2 separate regions of the Homo sapiens genome follow, and region 2 is linked to region 1. A link is an interaction called in ENCODE POLR2A ChIA-PET data of the cell type or tissue named here. Cell type or tissue: GM12878. All regions are shown on one strand.

Region 1 (4,000 bases):
GTGAGATCATTTCAGCAGCAGGAGGAAAATAAAACTCTTTTTAGCTAAATCCAACACAAAATCATTCAGAAATCCCCTTGATCAATAATTTCAGGAGCAAAAAAAGAAGTCACAAGCTTACACTTGAAAAATTATTCATACCTACTACAGTAATGGTAGCAAACTCTGAAACAGTGGGACAAACCCTAGGCCAAATGCTAAATAAATCCTGTGCTGTGCCAGGTAGGAGATGCTCAGAGAGATCTGGGCCCTGCAGCCTGTCCCACAGAGCTGAAGGGGAAAGAGCTCACTAATGGGACACAGAGCTGCCATAACTCGTATTGGTGGAGTGGTGGGACTAACGGAAATCGCTAGTTAAATGACACTTTCAAAAACCCTTTCAAGGGAAAAAACTTCATCCTTTTCTTTCTGGGAACAGAGGATAAGGAGTAAATCCAGCCCTGCCTGGAATAATCAGGTGAGCTAACTGAGGTATACAGGAATGACAGCTGGACTTTCTGTCTCGCTAATGTGCAAACTCTTAAATCAGGAAAAAAGAAGGCACATGGTACAAATATAACCTTTCTAAGTCAGTATTTTATAAACTGCAAATTGTGACCCACTAATGGGAAATAAAATCAATTTATGAAACTTGACCATTAGTTTTAAAAAGTACAATGGAATGGAATAGAGTTGGAAAATATCAGAATGTTCACATTTTTGTGGGCACATGTATATGAATGGTGGGTCACAATATAAAATGTTTTCTTAACTCTAGGTTGTGGTTAAAAGTGTTTGAAAGTCCCTGCTCTTGGCTGGTGCTTCTCTTAAATGTGGTCCAGGGTTCCCCATATCAAAATGATAGTTCAGATAAAAATGTAGCTTCTTGGCTGGGTATGGTGGCTCACACCTGTAATCCCAGCACTTTGGGAGGCCGAGGGCACCTCAGGAGTCAGTTGTTGGCCAGCCTGGCCAACATGGTGAAACCCCATCTCTGCTAAAAATACAAAAAAATTAGCCTGGTGTGGTGGTGCACACCTGTAATCCCAGCTACCTGGGAGGCTGAGGCAGGAGAATTGCTTGAACCCAGGAGATGGAGGTTGCAATGAGCCGAGATCACGCCACTGCACTCCAGCCTGGGCCACAGAGTGAGATTCCGACTCAAAAAATAAAAATAAAAATAAAATAAAAAATAAAAATGTGGCTTTGTGGCACCACCCCTAGAGATTCTGATTGAATAGGTCGGGGGGCGGGGCTCAGGAATATGCATTTCAGAACTGCAGATGATCCTGCTGCAAACTAAATTTGAGACACAGATGATAGCACCTCCAGGGTTGCAATGAATAAATGTAAAGATTTATTTGTCATTTCACTTTCTGGCATGCAGAAGGATTCTCCATGATTAGCATTTCAGGGAAGATCTTAGTTCTGGATAAAAAGTAGTGTAGCATAGTAGTTAAGAGGGTTTCTGTGAAGTGAGATAGATCCAAGTTGGAATCTCAGTTTGCCATTTATTAGATGTGACATCTCAGGAAATCTCAATTACTTTGTATAAGCGGAATCGGTAACTGTAGCTACCACATAGAATTAAAAGAATTACATGAGATAAAGCAGCTGGTGCATAGTAAGGCAGGAAATATTAGCTATTATTATATTTAAGAATCCACAACATTTTGAGAAAAACGCTATTCAACTTAATTTGACAGACATTAATTGAGTGTGCAAAGAACTATGTTACGTGCTTATGTAAATGCAAAGATAAAAAACAGCCCCTCATTTCACGGAATTTACAATGCTATAGTCATTTTTTTTTTTTTTTTTTTTTTTTTTTTTTTTTTTTTTTTGGAGACGGAGTCTATCTCTGTCACCCAGGCTGGAGTGCAGTAGTGCAATCTCAGCTCACTGCAACCTCCACCTCCCAGGTTCAAGCAATCCTCCTGCCTCAGCCTCCTGGGTAGCTGGGATTACAGGCACACACCCAGCTAATTTTTGTATTTTTAGTAGATATGGGGTTTCACCATGTTGTTCAAGCTGGTCTCAAACTCCTGACCTTGTGATCTGCCTGCCTCGTCCTCCCAAAGTGCTGGGATTACAGGAGTGAGCCAATGCGCCTGGCTGGTGATAGCTTTTAATAGCAGAAAATCTTACAGATTACTCAATCTAGCTCTCATTTAACAGAAGAGGAAACTAACACTTGAGAGTCTAACTAAGCAAGTTGCCCAGAGTCGTACAGATAGTTAAGTGGAGGAGTCAGACATAGAACCTGGGAACCCGAACCCAGGCCACCTGGGATCCTTCCACCAGAGCGGATCTCAGTTCCTGGATAAGAGAAAGCCCAATCTTGACAGTGGTGTGCTGGTAAATATTAACAACCAGCTCTGTGTTGGGAATATGTGTGTATGTGTGTGTATATATATTATATATAGAATATACGATATTATATATGTTACATATGTATGTAAGTTTATTCTAAACTTTACTAATATAAAGGACATATAGCACACAGTTTACTAATGATAATAAAATATACAATATACTTTATTATAAATTCCAACTGATTCTCACAGAATGCTTTAGTTGATTTTTGCTCAATTCCTATATCCATAGCCAACCTATGATTGCAATTAACTATAATTTGACAAACAGAGTTGTATCTCAATCCACTAACTCTTTTTTAAAAATTGTGGTAAAATAGGCATAACAGGCTGGGTGCGGTGGCTCATGCCTGTAATCCCAACATTTTGGGAGGCTGACATGGGTGGATCACGAGGTCAGGAGTTCAAGACCAGCCTGGCCAACATGGTGAAACCCCCATCTCTACTAAAAATACAAAAATTAGCTGGGCGCAGTGGCAGGCACCTGTAATCCCAGTTGCTCAGAAGGCTGAGGCAGGAGAATCGTTTGAACCCAGGCGGCAGAGGTTGCAGTGAGCCGAGATCACACCACTGCACTCCAGCCTGGGTGACAGAGTGACACTCTTGACTCAAAAAAAAAAAAAAAAGGCATAATATAAAATCTGCCATCTTAACAACTCTTAAATGTATAGTTCAGTAGTAGTATTAAGTGTATTCACACTGCTGTGCACCCAATCTCTAGAATTTTTCATCTTACAAAACTAAACTCTATACCCATTAAATGACAATTTACTCTCTTCTCCCCTCAGCCCCTGGCAATCATCACTTTACTTTCTGTTTCTATGAATCTGACTACTCTAGATACTTCATATAAGTGAAAAAGAGTATTTGTCTTTTTGCGACATTTTTAGCATAATGTCCTCAAGATCATCCAGGTTGTAGCACATCACAAGACTTCCTTCCTTTTTAAGGCTGGATAATATTCCATGGTATATACATATACCGCATTTGTTTATCCATTCATCTGTCAAAAGATACTTGGTTTGCTTCTACCTCTTGGCTATCATGAATAATGCTGGTATGAACATGGGTACACAAATATCTCTCCAAGACTCTGTTTTCAATTCTTTGGATATATACCCAAAAGAGGGATTGCTGGATCATACAGTAGTTGTATTTTTAATTTTCTGAGGAATCACCATACTGTTTCCATAGTAGCTACACCATTTCCCATTCCCACCAGCAGGGCACAAGGGTTCCAACTTTTCCATGTCCTCACATCCTTGGCAACACCTATTTTCTGCCTGTTTTTTTTTTTTGTTTTTTTTTTTTTTGAGATAGGGTCTCACTCTGTCACCCAGGCTGGAGTGCAGTGGCACAGTCATGGCTCACTGCAGCCTCCACCTCCTGGAATCAAGCAATCCTCCTCTCTCACCCCCCAACTTCCCCCCTCCCACGAATAGCTGGGACTACAGGCACGCACCACCAGGCCTGGCTAATTTTTTTATTTTTGTCATTAAGTCTGACATGTGATCTACTATTAAGCTATCTTCCACCATCATACAGATTATATTCATTAAATTAAAACCTTTTTTTGGTTCAGCACACTTAAGTTCAAACATAATAGTCAATACTGTGATTACTGAATCAGATAACAGTTTTCCAAT
Region 2 (4,000 bases), 330 kb after region 1:
GAATGGCATGTTGTACACCAAAGACAGAAACTGATGTATAATTTTTAGAACTATCTACCAAAAGGACCTTCCTGGGTCCCTGATATTAGGCCATTGTGGCTGCCCACAAAATGGACATCTTTATCTTTGTGTTTATTCTTTTTCTTTTCTTTTTTGAGACGGAGTCTCGCTCTGTCACTCAGGTTGGAGTGCAGTGGCGGGATCTCGGCTCACCGCAAGCTCCGCCTCCCGGGTTCACGCCATTCTCCTGCCTCAGCCTCCCGAGTAGCTGGGACTGCAGGCGCCCACCACCACGCCCGGCTAATTTTTTGTATTTTTAGTAGAGACGGGGTTTCACCATGTTAGCCAGATGGTCTCGACCTCCTGACCTCGTGATCCACCCGCCTCGGCCTCCCAAAGTGCTGGGATTACAGGCGTGTTTATTCTTTTTATCCTGCCATCATGTTATTGACAGATCGCCCTGATCTTTAAAAAAGCAAATAAATAAGCAATATTTTTTAGATTTTAAAATTTGAAACACATAGATAAATCAGTTTATTAGCCATCCTCACTGTTCCATGCATGAAACTCATGAAAATTATTCTGTGTGCAGTGGAAGAAGATAAATCAATTTATTTTATTTTATTATTTATTTATTTATTTTTGAGATGCAGCTTAGCTCTCTCACCCAGGCTGGAGTGCAGTGGCTCAATCTCGGCTCACTGAAAACTCCTACTGCCATGTTCAAGCAATTCTCCTACCTCAGCCTCCCAAGTAGCTGGGATTACAGGCACCCGTCACCATGCTCAGCTAATTTTTGTATTTTCAGTAGAGACCAAACCATGTTGGCCAGGCTGGTCTCAAACTCCTGACCTCAAGTGATCTGCCCGCCTCGGCCTCCCAAAGTGCTGGGATGATAGGTGTGAGCCACCATGCCTGACCTGAGAAATTAATTGTTAAGCCTTAAAAATTAGTGCAAGTTTTATATAGTTTGCCTTAGTTTCACATTCAAAGAAATTACTCCTTGACATTATTACTGCTACTTGACAGGGTCCTGATCTATAATCATATAGAAGAGGCAATCATTATTATAAATAATATTTTGAAGGTCTCAAGCCATTCTAGTGATAGTGGATTTTAGAAAATCTCAATATAGTTAGGTAAGATTTTTCTGCTCTTACCTAGTAAAAATCAGTGATTAAATAAGAGGATATCTAATGGAAGCTAAAGTTTATTGCTTTTTGAAAGGGGTTATGCCACCTCCATTGTGAAACTACATTTCCTTAAATTGAAAATAGGGGATGTATGTCTTTTGTTTATATCGACTTTTCTGTTTCAGTCTGCTCTTACTGCCAAACAAAATATTACAGACTGTGTGGTTTAAACAAAAAACAATTTATTTCCCATAGTTCTGGAAGCTAGATGTCTAAGATCAGAGTGCCAGCGTGGTTGAATTCTGATGAGGGCCTACTTCCTCACTTGCAGACAGCTGCCTTCTCTCTGTGTCCTCACATGACAGAGAAAGGGAGGAGGAGAGAGAGACACAGAAAGAGAAACTGAGAGAGTGCGCACGAGAGAGCAAGCTCTTGCTTTCTGGTATCTCTTTTTTAAGGGACACTAATCTCATCATGAAGACCTCACTCTCATGACCTCATCTAAACCTGATTACCTCCCAAAGGCCCCATCTCCAAATATAATCACACTGGGGCTTAGGGCTTCAACATGTGAATGTGAGCTCATAGCATTGACTTATTTTTTTCATCTCTTCATATAGACTACTGGTAGCAGATGAGAATGAAACATAAATGAAGCAAAGAATACATTTCAACATAAGTTCTGTAAAATTCATTCACCAGTCATAAAATTTTATTTATCACAAATCTTTTCATAAGCTTATTCTCTTCAATATGGGAAATTATCGTTCAGCCAGGGATATGTAAAATTGGCATAGTAGAAAGACTAATGGCTTTTCAAAGGTGTCCACATCCTAACCTCTGGAATTTGTGAGCATGTTTTCTTACAGAGCACAAGGCACTTGGCAGATGTGATTAAGGCTACAGAATTTGAGTGGGGAAATTATACAGGTAGGCTCAATCTAATCACATGAGACCTTAAAAGTGGAGGAGATTGAGAAGGTCAGAGAGATTCAATATTAGAGGGGCTCAACCCACCAGTGTTGGCTTTGAAGATGCAGGAATGGGACCTCTAAAGGCTGGGAATAGCCCTCAGCTGACAGCCAGCAAAGAAACAACTACCTCAGCCTATAACCTGTAACCAAAAGGAACTGAATTCTGCCAACAACCCTAATGAGTAGGAAATAGATTCTCCCCTAGAGCCTCCAGAAAGGCATATGGTCTGCCAACACCATGATTTTAGTTCAGTAAAACCCATACTGGACTTCTGGTCCACAGAACTCTAAGACAATGCAATTGTATTGTTTTAAGCCACTAAATTTGCTATAATTTTTTATGGCAGCAAAACCCAAAACAAAACACAAAAACACACACAAAAAAACCTAACACCATTTGTTATGAATTAAAGACCTCAGTTTCCAAATTCTAAAAAGTCACCCAAACATGGCAGATTTTTCTAATCAACGAGAATAGTTGACACTTATTTTAGCAACTATTCTAGGACCATCACAGACATTTTTTGAATCACTGTAGTACTATGTTCTTTGAAAGCAATTACATATGATCCCTCACTTATGATGGTTCAACCTATGATTTTTCAACTTTATGATGGTGCAAAAGTGATATGTATTCAGTAGAAACTGTCCTTTGAGCACATATCCAACCATTCTGTTTTTCACTTTTACTATAGTATTCAATAAGTTATGTGAAATATTCAATACTTTATTATGAAATAGGCTTTGTGTTAGATTATTTTGCCCAACTGTAGGCTGGGCAAATGTATGTAAATGTTCTGAGCACATTTAAGTAGGCTAGGCTAAAGTAAGGTGTTCGATAGGTTATGTGTAGCAAATGCATTTCAGCTCACAATATTTTCAATTTATGATGGGTTTATTAAGATGTAATCCCATCATAAATCGAGGAGCATCCGTGTATCATTTTGAACTATGGCTTTTGACGTATTTCTAGGTGAGCTGGGAAACACTATGTCAGATTAACAGCTGGATTGGGAGAGTAGATAGGTCATGCTCAACACCAAGGAATAGAAGTTAGTGGAGGCATTCTGGAAAATTCAGAAGTTGTATAGAGTCTGAAGTCCTTAGTTCTTCTACTAAAATATTCCTTATTAAAGAAAACTGTGCTTGATTTCAGAGCACGACTCTAAATCCACGGTATAGTTGGATTCACATTCATCATGTAGCCCCCTCCTCTTTTTTCTTAACTTTCTAACTTTCAAGATGAAGACATTGAATACAAAGTCAAAGGTGACCCAGGTATTATAGTGTTGTTTTAATTACCTGGGAGCAAAGGTAAGCCACCTTGAGTGGACTTGTTTTAACACACTGAGGAGCTATCGGTAGGTTTTGCCAGATTAAAAACAAAGAAAAATTGGCATCAAACATAAAAATATTCAAACAAGAAAAAAATTTGCCAAATAATATTTTAGGCTACTTCACTAAGAAGCACTTTGGCTTTTGGTAAATGGATGAGGAATAAAACTAGAATCACGAGAGAGATTATTTCATGTCAGGCAAATTATTAGAAATACAGAGAAAATTAAATGATCTACTAAGCAGTCATGTGACTTAGTAGGCTATGCTAAACTATGATGTTTGATAGTTTAGATGTAATAAATTCGTTTTCAACTTACAATATTTAGGCTTACAATATTTCAACTTATAATATTAATATAGTGAATTAATTTTCCATCAGAAATTTTGAATCTGGGCAATGCAAGTTATTACCTTTGTTACCCTGGACACACTGAGCCTTGAACTTCATTTTCCTTATCCATAAAATGGGAATAATAACAATATTTGCCCTATTTATCAACTATGGCTCAAGGGAGAGATACTATGTGGAAAATAGTATTTTAGCAAACATAAAAT

What was found. ChIA-PET counts read pairs that join two places held together with the same protein. Peaks named below come from ENCODE experiments on the same cell type or tissue, not always from the same donor. Only the 100,000 strongest peaks of a DNase experiment are listed, where the experiment ranks them.
Region 2: POLR2A ChIA-PET joins it to region 1 with 8 read pairs; 2 of 35 experiments call an interaction of 5 or more read pairs at or near these places.

Annotation. Positions count from the first base shown.
Region 1 is chr6:82,399,466-82,403,465 of GRCh38, reverse strand. No RefSeq gene overlaps it. Among named protein-coding and RNA genes, the nearest start is that of TPBG, 38 kb to the right of the region's middle. In GM12878, no CTCF peak of the experiment used is centred here; no DNase peak of the experiment used is centred here.
Region 2 is chr6:82,064,693-82,068,692 of GRCh38, reverse strand. The region is part of intron 2 of LINC02542 (long intergenic non-protein coding RNA 2542); the gene reads left to right. All of the region lies in intron 2 of LOC107986617 (a long non-coding RNA gene), which reads right to left. Among named protein-coding and RNA genes, the nearest start is that of LINC02542, 35 kb to the left of the region's middle. RefSeq lists an enhancer at 1,572-1,651. In GM12878, no CTCF peak of the experiment used is centred here; a DNase peak (open chromatin) is centred at 1,532; H3K27ac peaks cover 418 bases.